Linked DNA regions of Homo sapiens: all the other regions are linked to region 3. A link is an interaction called in ENCODE POLR2A ChIA-PET data of the cell type or tissue named here. Cell type or tissue: CD4-positive, alpha-beta T cell. All regions are shown on one strand.

Evidence for each region. Peaks named below come from ENCODE experiments on the same cell type or tissue, not always from the same donor. Only the 100,000 strongest peaks of a DNase experiment are listed, where the experiment ranks them.
Region 1: POLR2A ChIA-PET joins it to region 3 with 10 read pairs; 14 of 35 experiments call an interaction of 5 or more read pairs at or near these places.
Region 2: POLR2A ChIA-PET joins it to region 3 with 10 read pairs; 17 of 35 experiments call an interaction of 5 or more read pairs at or near these places.

The regions. Positions count from the first base shown.
Region 1 is chr6:27,475,836-27,480,835 of GRCh38, forward strand. It overlaps TRS-AGA2-2 (tRNA-Ser (anticodon AGA) 2-2), which reads left to right and starts at 2,977; the gene lies at 2,977-3,058. TRD-GTC2-6 (tRNA-Asp (anticodon GTC) 2-6) reads left to right here and starts at 3,839; the gene lies at 3,839-3,910. It overlaps LOC105375001 (a long non-coding RNA gene), which reads left to right. Exons shown (of 2, transcript XR_926664.4): 2 at 1-145. RefSeq lists a silencer at 3,892-3,951. In CD4-positive, alpha-beta T cell, no CTCF peak of the experiment used is centred here; DNase peaks (open chromatin) are centred at 3,016 and 3,806; H3K4me3 peaks cover 2,485 bases; H3K27ac peaks cover 2,454 bases.
Region 2 is chr6:26,272,056-26,277,055 of GRCh38, forward strand. H2BC10 (H2B clustered histone 10) reads left to right here and starts at 876. Exons shown (of 1, transcript NM_003525.3): 1 at 876-1,357. The coding sequence starts at 921. The coding sequence ends at 1,301. It also overlaps the pseudogene H2AC10P. RefSeq lists enhancers at 127-466, 797-1,136, 1,207-1,336, 1,347-1,396, 1,807-1,966. In CD4-positive, alpha-beta T cell, no CTCF peak of the experiment used is centred here; DNase peaks (open chromatin) are centred at 356, 886 and 2,006; H3K4me3 peaks cover 2,603 bases; H3K27ac peaks cover 2,944 bases.
Region 3 is chr6:27,821,645-27,826,644 of GRCh38, forward strand. It overlaps H4C11 (H4 clustered histone 11), which reads left to right and starts at 2,448. Exons shown (of 1, transcript NM_021968.4): 1 at 2,448-2,836. The coding sequence starts at 2,481. The coding sequence ends at 2,792. RefSeq lists enhancers at 2,168-2,307, 2,601-3,242, 3,885-4,526, 4,527-5,000. In CD4-positive, alpha-beta T cell, no CTCF peak of the experiment used is centred here; DNase peaks (open chromatin) are centred at 2,287 and 2,967; H3K4me3 peaks cover 1,986 bases; H3K27ac peaks cover 1,861 bases.

The DNA of each region.
Region 1 (5,000 bases), 350 kb before region 3:
GAAACTGAAGGAATGGTTATCTTGTTATAAAGTGGGAGAGCCTTGGCTGAATTGTATTCTATATTTGGGTGGAAAACAGAATTTGTACATGATGAACTTGAATATTTAGTTAAGAAGACTTCCAAGTAAAATGTGGAATGTGCAACCTGGTTAGTTATTGCTGCTTATGGTGAAATGCATGAGGAAAGAAATAAACTGAGGAAGGAACTATTCAGCACAAAGGAACCAGCACTCATGATTTGGAAAACTTTTAGCCATACCTTATACAAATGAGGCTTTCAATACATGTTGAGGACACAGAAAGATATAATTTTTGTCTTCAGTGACTTCTCTATATGTTGCACAAAGTGGCCTCCAACTCCTGACCTCAAGCAATCCTCCCACCTCGGCCTTCCTAAATGCTGGGGTTACAGTCCATAAGCCACTGAACCCAGCCCTCAGAAACCTTTTGTGCTTAAAAAAACACCTCAGCAAAATACAAAGCAACTAGTGATATATTTGAACTGAAATTACTAATCAACTTTGGCTTGTTTTACTGTAACAATGACTAGGGACTGGCCACAGCTGCAATCTTACTTGTTTTACTGGGCTGAAAACAAAAACATAGTAGAATGGATCTCAGTAAAGGTAGAGAGTCAGGACTTAGTTGCAGGAAACAAAAACCAGTCCAGTTTCTACTTTAGCCCTAAATTGGAAACAAATCAAATGTCCTTCTATACTTAAAAAGGCAAATTGTCAGTTTTTCTTCAAATACAAGGAATACAAAGAAAATACATTTTTTTTCTACAAAGAAAAAAAAGTTAGCTAGGAGTGGTGGTGCATGCTTCTATTCCTAGCTACTCTGGAGGCTGAGGCAGAAGGATGGCTTGTGCCCAAGAGTTCAGGTTACAGTAAGCTATGATGGTGCCACTGCACTCCAGTCTGTGTGATAGAGTAAGACCCTGATTCTAAAATTTTTTTAAATTTCTTAAAAGAGATTTGATATTTCTTTGGTATCTAACTTTATTCAAAGCTGGAGTTGCAAATGATTTCAGCAAAAAAAAATAAAGATGTGCTTGATAAAAATATGTCCACCAAATAAAAAGGATGTGATATGCATTAACTATGAACAACAATCTATAGCACAACTTATATTTGTATGGACACCTGGCTACCCCATCAAACTGCTTCATGTCTATTCCCTCAAATTATGGTCTTCCATAAAACTAGTGAATTTCTTTTAGTCTTCTTTTGAGCCTGTAGGGGTGAGAGAATCTTTTTTCTCCCTTCTGGAGGTTGGATATTTGAGTCTGAGAAATAAAGCTGCTAGTAGACAGATTAACAGAAGAAAAGGCATACACATTTATTATGCACATATGCACAGAGGTCCCAGAAAGTGTAAGTGAGACTCAAAGAAGGGGCAGATGGTTGAAGCTTAAATAGGACTTGGAGCTACATAAAGAAATAGGAGCTTGAAGGCTCCTGGAAGGTGGTGGCGAGAAGCAATGTGAGGGTCAGGGCAGGAACAGCTCTGGGAACAAAGCTTGTCTTATTATACAGATAAAGTCTCTCAAGTAGCAGCCCTCAGAATAGGTGGTGAAGAAAAGAATTGAAGTCTGGCTGGGCGAGATGTCCCGGGCATGGAGACCTTTAGTTTTCTCTCCTGGGATCTGAGTTAATCTTCTCTGGTTAATACAGATTCCAGGAGAGGGTTCATGACAATCTCTTTCCTTCTGGAGGAACCTCCGTAAGTCAAATAAGGGAAACTTCAGTGAAAGCCCCTCCCTGCCATTCAAGAAAGAAAGAGGATCAGGAGGCAGTGGGGCTGCGGAAGGTCAGAGAGACTTTGATTCTGAGGTTGCTTCTTTAGTTCAAAGTACTCAGCACTTCCAAGAGCCATACTTTGGGGTATCATTTTCTGAGCTCTAACAAGGGTCCTCAGAAAATCTCTGTCTCTTCCCTTCCCGGTCTTCCTTCGTTTCTCCTCTTCCTCTTCCTCCTCTTCTTTCTCCTTCATCCTCTTCTTTCTACCTCCTGTCCCTCCTTCCTTTCTCTCTTCTCCTTTCTGGTCACTTTCTTCTTTTCCTCTTCCTTCTTGTCCCTCTTCCTCATTTATCTACTTAGTCGACATGATTTCTTAGCTTGCGATTGTTTCCCTCTTTTCTTAGATTAGTATATGGTTCCAAGAAGTAGATGAAAGCCAATTACAATAATCTGTGCATCCAAAGGGCTCAGGGAAACTCCAGGACCGGCAGCTTTAGACTTCAAGACGGAAGCATAAGAGGAAAAGAAAACATACTGCGTGGGTTAGATTTTGAGAGAAGGAGCGTCTGCCTTGGCCAAAAATCAAAGTAGGATCTTCCTTTTGATAGGTAACCTGGTTCCATGGGAACTCATGAACAATCTATAAATTTCTTTCTTAACCCAACTGAAGCGTGGAAGCGCATTGTGAAATGCAAAATGCCGTGCAAACGAGACCGGGTAGATATACTCCCTTGGGTTGGTGTGAGCCTAGAGACTTAGGGACCTCATCAGAGCAAGAAAGTGCAAGTAGGCTTTTCTGCATCATTTTCTGGCCCTCCAGTTCAGACACAAATCAAAAGTTAGTCCCTTCTTGAAAGCCATTAGCATTCATCAAGGAGCCTCAATGAGAGGAAGTTTCAAACAAAAACTAAATGTGTCAGGCCCAGATTTACGGTGAGGGTCTGATTCCACTTCCTTGCGGGGTCAGTTTGGGTCCAGGTGAGAGAGGTACAGTGGTCTCTAGTTTTCTGGAAACGGTACTGCTGATAGGGCAAGGACTCCTTGCGGCTGCCCCAGAGAGGTTGGCTTGTCTTATCCAACTTGCACTTCACGTTAGAGTTTCTAATGAACTCGCAGACTCCAGTTTCTTGCCCAGGAAACCATTTTTACCGTATTTTGTTCTTTTGACCGTTTCTTGTCAGTTAGCTGGTGTAAATTCTGTTTAAAGATGTGAAGGGAGCCTTCTCCATTCGTGTAGTCGTGGCCGAGTGGTTAAGGCGATGGACTAGAAATCCATTGGGGTCTCCCCGCGCAGGTTCGAATCCTGCCGACTACGGGATGTTTTACTGAGAACAGTTCAGCGAGGAAATAGGATCTCACATTTGCTTTCAGTTTGGGAGTAAAGAAACTCGTGATAGAGCCTCTGCGTGTCACCTAACATAGCCTGAACTTTTGCCGACTTCGGGATGTTTTACTGAGAACAGTTCAGAGAGGAAATACGATGTCATATTTGCTTTCAGTTTGGGAGTAAAGGAACTCGTAATAGAGCTTCTGCGTGCCACTTAACGCAGCCTGAACTTTTGCCGACTTCGGGATGTTTTACTGAGAACAGAGAGGAATCGTATTTACTTCAGAGAGGAAATACGATGTCATATTTGCTTTCAGTTTGGGGGCGAGGGAACTCGTGATAAAGCTTCTGCGTGCCACTTGACGCATCCTGAACTTTAAAAATACATCTGCAGACTCTTTATCTATTTTACCTCAACGGAGCGCAGGTATTGGTCCCACCTCTGCTTTTCCTGTCTTTGAAACCAACCGATGCACCTTTCGGGATTTGTAACTCCTATGTTAGCTAGGGCTCCAACCATGGTTGAACATAGACGGAAACCAGTGCGTCACAAAGGAGGCTAGCGAGAGTTCTTTTTTAAAAGGGTCTGACAAAGCGTCCGAGGAATGAAGGAGGAACTGGAGAGGATTCGCGGTTGGGCGGAGACACGTTCGCTGAATTGCCTTGCGTATATTTGGTAGGGGAAACGTGTGACTACAGAGCAAAGAAAGATGGACAATAGCGAGTAACTTCACAGGGATTTCCTAAGAGCTCCATTTTCACGTCAATTCCTCGTTAGTATAGTGGTGAGTATCCCCGCCTGTCACGCGGGAGACCGGGGTTCGATTCCCCGACGGGGAGGAGGCTTAAACTTTTTTTTAGAAAAGCACACTTCCGGTAAACACAGTCTCTAGTCTTCTGGGCAAATGTTGGGTTCTCTTTTTCTTTAGCAGAGTTCTTTCAAACCAACGAAATACTGATCGCAAAAACCATAAGCTGTAGAAATCATGAGGTTCTGTAATAGCAAGAAAATTTCCACTCTGCACTGTAATCTCCATCACAGTGGAGAAACCGGGTAGATACCATCTTACCCAAGTGATTGAATCAGTATTGGGACGAATCTACATTATATACCTTTTTTACAGGATGTGCTCATGAGAGCACAACGTCACTTTTGTGGTATTCTTGGCAAAAATATGTAATCTAAATCAGAAAACATCAGACAAACCCATATTGAGGGAGATTTTAACAAAATAACTGACTTGTACGCCTCAAAAACTGCAATTACTTTTGCATCAACCTAGTAACAGGCAAGCAGGGAGGAAAAATAAATAAATAAATAAATAAATAAATAAACAAATAAATAAAATAACAAAGTTACAGAACACAAAGAAAGGCTGACTAAATAGTCCACATTATAGAAGATCTTAAAGATATGACAGCAACATATGGTCTGGAATTTTTATCTTAAAGGACATTATTGAAATAGTTGGTGAAATCTCAATAAAGTCTATAGATTTTATAATATTATGAATGTGAATTCCTGATTGTATTAATTGTTCTATGGTTATAGAACAAAATGTCTTTAAGAAAATTCACACCTATTTACAAAATACGTATTTAAGGGTAAGGGGAGGTATGTGTCTTCAAACTCACTGTCAAATAGTTCAGAAATATACATTTATGTATATATATGAGAGAGAGAAGGAAAAGAAAATATAGGAATATCCTTAATGTGCTAATATTGAGGGAATTGGGGTGAAGGGTGCTCAGGAATTATCTGTATTATTCATGTACTGTGTCTGTCAGTCTAAAATAATTTCAGAATGGAAAGTTAAAAGGAGAAAAGCCTAATAAAACTATAAATGAAAATATACGAATTAAAATGTAAAAGGGCAAATATACAATTTTGAACAATGCATATGACAAGAGTGACGACTACATTAATGAA
Region 2 (5,000 bases), 1.5 Mb before region 3:
TGAACACTGCAGTGGCCCTGTCCATCTAAACTTTACAAGGTTTTGTAAACGTTACTGAACTTGCTTCTTCCCGACTACATTAAAGCACTTACTTGAGATATTAAACATTTTCTCATTAGTCCTGTTTGCCTAGTCAGTCACTTGTATAGACAGGGCAACAGCACGGCCTGAATATTGGGCAGGACACCGCCCTGCGCGATAGTAACTTTGCCCAACAGCTTGTTGAGCTTCTCGTCGTGGATGGCGAGCTGCAGGCGTCGGGGGGTGACGCGGGTCTTCTTGTCTCGGGCCGCGTTGCCCGCCAACTCCAGGATCTTGGCGGTCAGGTACTCCAGCACCGCCTCCAGGTACACCGGCGCACCGGCCCGGACCCGCTTGGCGTAGTTGCCCTTGCGGAGGAGGCGGTGCACTCGGCCCACAGAAAACTGGAGACCAGCCCTGGAAGAGTGCGTTTTAGCCTTGGCGCGAGCTTTGCTGCCCTGCATTCCACATCCAGACGCAGTGAAGTATTTAAATACTTGTTTAGAAGAAGGAAAGTGATTGATTCTAGTAAAACGCAAGAGCTAAACTCTTATAATCTATATTCGGCAAAGTAGACTGTGCTATCTCCTGAACACAGATTTCAGCCAATCGAAAAGCAGGTGTTTAAAAAAATTTAAAAAAAAAAAAAAAAAAAAAACCACTTCTGACTTACATACTTATAGTTGAAAGGTCAAATTATGCAAGGTTGAGCTTCTGGGAGAGCCGATGAGATTTAGGAGTTCAGAAATGGCCTATCATATATTCAGACACTAAAAGAACCAATGAGAAACCGAAACTCAGCCAGCCTCATTTGCATATACACGAGGTAAATAATGAGGGCGTTTGGGCTCACCAGCATTTTCCTGTGGTCATTTGACGGTATCACTTCGGCTGCGAACATGCCTGAACCAGCTAAGTCAGCTCCCGCCCCGAAGAAGGGCTCCAAGAAGGCGGTGACCAAGGCACAGAAGAAGGATGGCAAGAAGCGCAAGCGCAGCCGCAAGGAGAGCTATTCCGTGTACGTGTACAAGGTGCTGAAGCAGGTCCACCCCGACACCGGCATCTCGTCCAAGGCTATGGGGATTATGAACTCCTTCGTCAACGACATTTTCGAGCGCATTGCAGGCGAGGCTTCCCGCCTGGCGCATTATAACAAGCGCTCGACCATCACTTCCAGGGAGATCCAAACGGCTGTGCGCCTGCTGCTACCCGGGGAGCTGGCCAAACACGCGGTGTCGGAGGGCACCAAGGCGGTCACCAAGTACACCAGCTCCAAGTAAACTAGTTACCTGGGTAAAAGCGCTAACGACCCAAAGGCTCTTCTAAGAGCCACCCATGTTGTCATTTAAAGATCTGTAATTTTCCAGACTTGGCATTGGCAAGGTAAAATGGCTAAGCAACACATGGGATAGTAAGGGTTTACTGAAACATCCAAGTTCGGCCGGGCGCAGTGGCTCACGCCTGTAATCCCAGCACTTTGGGAGGCCGAGGCGGTCGCGTCACCTGAGGTCAGGAGTTCGAGACCAGCCTCGCCAACATGGTGAAACCCTGTCTCTACTAAAATATACAAAAATTAGCCGGGAGTGGTGGCAGGCAACTTAATCCCAGCTACTTGGGAGGCAGAGGTAGGAGAATCGTTTGAACCCAGGAGGCGGAGGTTGCAGTGAGCCCAGATAGAGCCATTGCACTCAAACCTGGGGTATAAGAGCGAGACATCTCAAAAAAAAATCCAGGTTCGTTGTTTTTTCCCCTATAGATTGTAAGCGTCACCAAGGAGTAAGCTCGTATGCAGCTTAATATGACACATTTCACTCAGCAGCTAAGGAAAAATCGTGTTCTAGATTGATCCCCACTTTTCTTCTCCCCGCACACCACCATCTTAAAATTTTGTTTTCGTTTTTAGTTTCACTTTATCATCCTATTGCCCTTGATTTGGAGTAGCCGGGTGGAAATCAAGTTTGGGGTAGTCTTAAATCTAAAATAAGGTCTGAGAAAGCGAAACTCGTCTTTTAGTTCGTTGTTAGCTTGCAAATGGTTGGAGCGGCATATGATGGAGGAAATCACCTCTGTTGGTTGCATTTCTAAACCATGGCAGATCGCTACCAGACGTTCTCATATCCCCCTTGCAAGTCCACTGATTTCTCTACAAATTTTACTGAGTTTATAATTACTGGATTACTTCACGTAGCTATACATATTACCTCTTGGCAAGATCAGGAACTCTACCATCTTCTTAGCTGAACATATTGAGGTTTAAGACAAAGAACAGGCAACAGGATAGCCTGAAGTTGGAGCAAAGAAATGAAAATTCCCGGTGCTACATTCAGACGCTTTTATCTGTAAGCCTTTTTAAGGCTCCAAGGACTGTGTTCTCCCTAAACCTCCTCCTCCGTGTCCTGGAACGACTTTGTCCACAGCTACTCCCTTTCTTGAAAATTCATTTTAAGAGAGGAGGGTTACAAGGAATTAACATTTGTGTGGTAGTCCTTAGAATGCATTATTTCATTCATTGATTTTTTTTTTCCTACAGTCAGCTGTGAAATGGAAGCTCCTCTTTTACAGGTGAATGACCTCAAGAATTAAGGTTAAGTAACTAGCCCCTTACACATAAATAAAACTGAGATTTGAATCTACTCTGATTCTAAGGATTACTTCCCACTGTTTGTTAGAGACCATCCCAAGCAGGAGCCTAGTTGCTGTCAGAGGAGTCAGGAAATTTAGGCTCAATTGTAATAAAAGAAAACTGGTCAGGAGATACACATATTCTTTGTTGCACAGCAAAGTCCTTACACCAGCAAAAGTTTCTTTTAAAAATAAAATAATATTAATGGTGACCTTTGGGCCCTAAAGATCACCTGGCAGCAAGTTTAACTTTTCTGAGCACTGTATTGTGGTGGGGAAAACATGGGCATTGTCAGTGTAAATGTGAGCTCTAAGATCTTATTTTCTATCTATTACCTACATGTCATTATCTGCAAATACCCACATAGCAGCTTACTGTGAACATTAAGTGACCAAAATTTGCTTTAAATTTTTTGTTTTGAGACAGGGTCTCACTTTGTCATCCAGACTGAGGTGTAGTGACACAACCACAGCTCACTGCATTCAACCTCCCTGGCTAGTGTTCCCACCTGTCTCCCAAGGAGCTGGCACTACAGGCACGCACCATCACACCCACTGAATTTTTTTTTTTTTTTAATGATTTTTGTAGAGCCAGGGTCCCACTGTGTTGCCCAGGCTAGTCTCAAAGTAAATTTGTAATGGAATTTGTGAAGAAAATTCTCTAAGCCCCAAATATAACTAAGGCATTCATTTCTTGCTCCCCAAAGCTAATTTTGAATACATTTTAAATTATATATTCATGAAATATTCAAGCATGGATTAAGGGGGACATCACTCAGGAAGTGATACAGTCCTGACTGATTGTTTCAATCCTAAGTTTGGGCAATTTATCTAATTCTTTTGTAAGCGCTTCCTTACCTGTTTATTCCAAACAGGAATAATAATTAGTAACTACTGCATGACATTGCTGGAGTGACGAATCAAAGAACACAGCTAAAGCACTTAGGACCGTGTCTGCACAGAGAATGACCCCCTAAATATTAGCTGTGGCTAAGCCTCTGGTTGAAGTGATAGGGAAGGTGCCTTTGGTCCTGCCCACATTTAAAGCCCAGAGTCCTAAGGCCTGGAATAATTAGCATTTGATGTGAAATGGGCTTCTTTGTCTGGCAGTGTAAATAATACTCTTTGAACAGTTCAATCCCATCTTTAAAGCCATTGTTTTCCTCTGAAGCATTTTGAAGACATCCTACTGCCTGTGGCTGTTTGATTTCCCTATCGTTGCTTGCCAGTTCAAGCAACGTGTCTCATATTTTCCAGGGACTGTCTCATGCCCTCACTGGAACTAGGAGTGCCCCATTTAATGGTCAGATGTGTTGAGTTGTAAGGAAACCTAGAAATTCACATGAGAAGTGCTTAGTACTTTTTTACTCTTTTTTCTTCCCAAGTTTCCTATTAACTTTGCTAACCTTGCTACATTTATTTTCCATCCATTTGTTGACTAGGTTTCCCTCATATACCTCCAAATCACAGCCCTGTTTTCAGATGAACTTCTGCACCTTGATAAGTATGTTCTTTAATTGGAACATAGGAAATTGGCTGGCTAACGAGGGCCACACTTTCCTGAATCCATTGTATCCCTGAGACATAGGTCACTTCAAAGGAAACTGATTGGTGTAAATTCCTGGCCTGAAAAGCTGAAGAACACCACCTCACCACTAGAGAAGTAACATCATTTTTAGGCTCTGATTTGAGTAGCTGCTACTATTGTATTTGTCACTCCTGCAGTAAATAATTTCTGAAAAGAACCAAGAAGTTACTATCTCCCATCTACCCTCAGCAGTGTGTATCTTGATGGCATTCAGAACATACTATCTCAAAATATGGCCCCTTGACATACTGAATATTTTAAGGTGAAAGAATATGAGAAGCATCGTGGGCAGGAAGGTCTCTCTGATTTTTCCCAACTCTTCTCCCCTGAAACAGGTCATAGGACCCTCATGGGTGAAAGAATATGAGAAGCATCGTGGGCAGGAAGGTCTCTCTGATTTTTCCCAACTCTTCTCCCCTGAAACAGGTCATAGGACCCTCATGAGTCCTAGAGAGTCTGAGAGAAATCTGAACAAAAAGACCTTGCTAGGTTTCTGTTTTACCCTTAGCTGACAGTCTTCTTTTTGTCCTATTATATTTCTGCATGACTCTCCACTCTTCATCAAACCTAGTGTAAAAATACTCAGGTTTACCCCTTCTCCAGGTCTTCATTTCCTTACGAAGCCTCCCATGTCATGTGAAATTTATATTAAATAAATGTTGTATTGTCCATTCTCACACTGCTATAAAGAAATAACTGAGACTGGGTAATTATAAAGAGAAGAGGTTTAATTGGCTCATAAAACCACAGGCTGTACAGGAAGCATAGC
Region 3 (5,000 bases):
GAGCAACTGGCTTCAAATCCAGGGATTCCCACTACCCCTTCATGTTCAATAATATGCTAGAATGACTCATAGAATATAGAAAGTGCTGTCCTTATGATTATAGTTTTATCATAAAGAATACAAATCAGGACCAGTCAGATGAAGAGACGCATAGGGCAAGGCTTGGAAGGGTCCTGAAAGCAAAGCTTCTGTGCCATCTCTATGTGGAACCAGGAGTCACCTCCCTAGGATATCTATGTGTTCACAAACCAATAAACTCCCTGACCTTGGTATCCAGAGCTTTTATGAGGGTTTTATTATATAGGCAGGATTGATTGAATCATTGACCATATGATTGAACTTGTTGGGGCACAGGGAAAGCTTCCCCTATGTACTCTGAAGCTTCACTGAAAATCACTGTCAAGAGGCAGATTAATAGAAGAAAAGGCATACACATTTATTTAACATGTACGCAGAAGCCTTCAGAATGAAGACCTAAAGATACAGGGGAAATTGTCCATTTTTATGCTTAGGTTCAACAAAGTATGGACAGCTATGTAGAAATATGACTGGACATAATGTGTATGATCTAATGCTAAGAGACTGAGTGGGGAAACCCAGCCAGGCCTGTCTAGATTCTTCTTGGGCGCTCTGTGTAGTATTTCTTTTGTATATGGGGCAGGGCCCTCTCTGGAACGGAGGTCCTACGACTTACAGTCAAACAAGGTAAGTCAAATAATTTCTTTGTGGCCAGTTTTTACACGAAAAAATAAAATTTTTAGGTTTCTTATTGTTTTTTTCTTTTCTTTTCTTTTCTTTTTTTTTGAGATGGAGTCTCACTCAGTTGTCTAGCCTGGAGTGCTGTGGTGTGATTTCGGCTCAATGTAAGCGCCGCTTCCCAGGTTCAAGAGATTCTCCTGCCTCACCCTCCTGAGTAGCTAATATTACAGGTATGTGACACCACGCCCAGTTAATTTTTGTATTTTTAGTAAAGACGGGGTTTCACCATGTTGGCCAGGTTGGTCTCGAAGTCCTGACTTTAAGTGACCTGCCTGCCTCAGCCTCCCTAAGTGCTGGGATTACAGGCATGAGCCAGCGCGCCCGGCCTAAACAAGCTTATATTAAAGATGACAATTTATTACTTATAAACAAATCAATAAATCTTGCTGGGTAACTAGTTCATTAACTCAAGACTCAATCAACAAAACTAAAAGTAAATTCTGAATGTAACATAGAATTTAAAAACCATAATACTCAATGCTGGTAAACATACACAGCAGTTACTGCTGGCAAAAGTGAATGGAATAAAACTTTTGAGGAAAATGTAGTAACAGTTATCAAAATACCTTAAAATCTGCATCCTTTGTGACAAAGCGCTTCAATTCTACATTTTCCTCAGGAAGTAAATTTTGTACAGTTCTCCTTTAAATTAGGAAAAGAAAATTAGCACATTATTGCTAAGTACTAGAAATACTGTGAAAGTGGACCTAGAAAATTCTTATGATGGAATATTAAGCAGATATAAATTACTGCTTTTAAAATTTTTCCTAATGTGAATTTTCTAAGCTTTTAACCGTGAACATAGATTCCCTTTGGCAAACCACCTTGATTAAATTATAGACAGAATAGAATTTTGGTAATAGTTCCGAGTATGTATAATGTTAAAGGTGGTACTTAATCCGCAGGGAAAAGATGAATTATTTAAAAAATCTGGTTGATTAATAAATTCCTAGGGAATTGGTTAACACTGTAGCAGGCAGAATTCAGGAGAAGAAATAATAAAGACATTAAAATCACTTTTGTAAACTTTTTAAATAAGGGAAATTGATTAAAACAACGCGAAGTTGTAAAATGCCATATACTGCATACATTTTGTGGGAAAAAATGTGCATTTATCTGCTCACCAAATTATCTTATTAGCTAGCAGTAGAGCTCTTTGTGTGATGGGAAGATGGGATAACAGGCTGTTGTTACTGTACTGGTTTTTTTTTTTAATATATTTAAAAAAAAGAGTGTCTCCTAAAGTGTAAGCGCTATCATGCTGGACTAATGTTTTAATTTAATTTAATTGTTGTCTTGGTAGAGATGGGGTCTCGCTATTTTGCTCACGCAGATCTCAAACTCCTGACGCCCAGGTACACTCCCATCTCGGCCTCCTAAAATGGTGGGATCACAGACGTCAGCCACCGAGCCCGGTCACTTTTTTGTATTCCCCACAGTATTGATGTATATCTTCTGCGTTCAAAAGCAATTTTTTAAAGCCTCATAACGTGGTAACAGAATACTTTGCACATTACAAAATTCAGAACACGGAAACAAGAAGCTCGCTTTTTTTTCCCCCCTATTTCGGTTTGGCCCTTTAGATTTCCCCTCCCCCACCGGGGCGGGACTTCCCGCCGACTTCTTTCAGGTTCTCAGTTCGGTCCGCCAACTGTCGTATAAAGGCGCTGCCTCAGGCCAGAGGCCTCACAAAGCGTTGGGTGAGACTCCTCTTGCTCGTCATGTCTGGCCGCGGCAAAGGCGGGAAGGGTCTTGGCAAAGGCGGCGCTAAGCGCCACCGTAAAGTACTGCGCGACAATATCCAGGGCATCACCAAGCCGGCCATCCGGCGCCTTGCTCGCCGCGGCGGCGTGAAGCGCATCTCCGGCCTCATCTACGAGGAGACTCGCGGGGTGCTGAAGGTGTTCCTGGAGAACGTGATCCGGGACGCCGTGACCTATACAGAGCACGCCAAGCGCAAGACGGTCACCGCCATGGATGTGGTCTACGCGCTCAAGCGCCAGGGCCGCACCCTCTACGGTTTCGGTGGTTGAGCGTCCCTTTCTATCAATAAAAGGCCCTTTTCAGGGCCACCCTACTTTCTCAGCTGAAGAGTGGTAACACTGAGGAGTGGTTTTGGTAGGTACGGAATTTTGCTTGGTTCTGAGTCAGTTCTGGGGGGAACAGTTTTTTGAACACAGCGGCACACGTGTGGCCATTCACCCGGGGTCACTGTAGGCAGGACTAATTACGAGATGTAATGTCTAAACTTGCTCAAAATTCGTAAGCTTGTTTACGTAATGGAGAAAATACTCGTACACAGAATGTGCAGTACCAGAAACGTTTATGTAACCCCCGTAGTGAGCTTGACAGTGGTAATCGGAAATCGTTTTTGAAAAGCCTCCAAATCCACAAGTATTTGTGGGTTTTTTTTGTTTCGTCTTTGTCTGCGAGTTGGAGTGCAGCGGCGCGATCTCGGCTCACTGCAACTTCCGCCTCCTGGGTTCAAGCGATTCTCCTGCCTCAGCCTGCCGAGTAGCTGGGATTACAGTTTTGCGCCACTACACCCAGCTAATTTTTGTATTAGTAGAGATGGGGTTTCACTATGTTGGCCAGGATGGTCTCGATCTCCTGACCTCGCGATCCGCCCGCCTTGGCCTCTCAAAGTGCGACCTCTTAAAGAATTTTAAGATAATTTTTTACTTTCCTCCACCCTCATTAAGGTATGACAACTTACATGTACAATCTGATCTGACATATATTCATTGTGTAATGATTACATCGAGCTTAACATCCACCTCACTTTCTGTGGTGAGAACATTTAAGGCCTATCAGCAATTTTCCAGTATCAAGTACATTAACTATTATCACCATGCTTTAAAGTAGATCTCCAGTATTTATACCTCCCGAGTCCCATTGTTACCTCCATCCTTGTTCTCTGGCAATGACAATTTTACTCAGTTCAACATTTTTAGATTCCTCATGTAAGTGAGATCACGCAGTTTTTGTTTTTCTGTGCCTAGTTTGTTTTACTTTGCATAATGGTCTCCAGTTTCATCTATAAGAAATGACAAGATTTATTTTAAGGCTGAGTAGTATTTCATTGTATATATGCCCCATTTTCCTTATCCATTCATCTGGCATTGGACACTTGATTTGAGTTTAAATTCATAAATGGAATCTAGTGAGTAAAAGCTATTTTTTGTTTTCTTTTTGGTGAGGTTCAGTCACTTATTGTTATGATGATGAAAATGATGGATGTGTCATTGGTGACATCAAAAGATCTGGAAGGACAATAATAGTCGCATTGATTCAGTTGAAGCAAAAGTACAAAACTCTGTAGTCCAAGTAATTACCACAAAGGAATTGTAATCATACTTTTTTTTTAATTTGAATTTTTGTTAAGGGAAAAAAATTGTATTTTACATGAAAAACAATTATTTATTTATTTATTTATTTATTTTATTGATCATTCTTGGGTGTTTCTCACAGAGGGGGATTTGGCAGGGTCATAGGACAATAGTGGAGGGAAGGTCAGCAGATAAACAAGTGAACAAAGGTCTCTGGTTTTCCTAGGCAGAGGACCCTGCGGCCTTCCGCAGCGTTTGTGTCCCTGGGTACTTGAGATTGGGGAGTGGTGATAGGCGGTGATAGGTGAGATAGGCGGTTTTTCCCCATCTCAGTAGATGGAACGTACAATCGGGTTTTATACCGAGACATTCCATTGCCCAGGGACGGACAGGAGACAGTTGCCTTGCTCTTGTCTCAACTGCAAGAGGCATGCCTTCCTCTTATACTAATCCTCCTCAGCACAGACCCTTTACAGGTGTCGGGCTGGGGGACGGTCAGGTCTTTCCCTTCCCAAGAGGCCATATTTCAGACTATCACATGGGGAGAAACCTTGGACAATACCTGGCTTTCCTAGGCAGAGGTCCCTGTGGCCTTCTGCAGTGTTTGTGTCCCTGGGTACTTGAGATTAGGGAGTGGTGATGACGCTTAAGGAGCATGCTGCCTTCAAGCATCTGTTTAACAAAGCACATCTTGCACCGCCCTTAATCCATTTAACCCTGAGTTTGACACAGCACATGTTTCAGAGAGCACAGGGTTGGGGGTAAGGTCACAGATCAACAGGATCCCAAGGCAGAAGAACTTCTCTTAGTACAGAACAAAATGAAAAGTCTCCCATGTCTACCTCCTTCTACACAGACACGGCAACCATCCGATTTCTCAATCTTTTCCCCACCTTTCTCCCCTCTCTATTC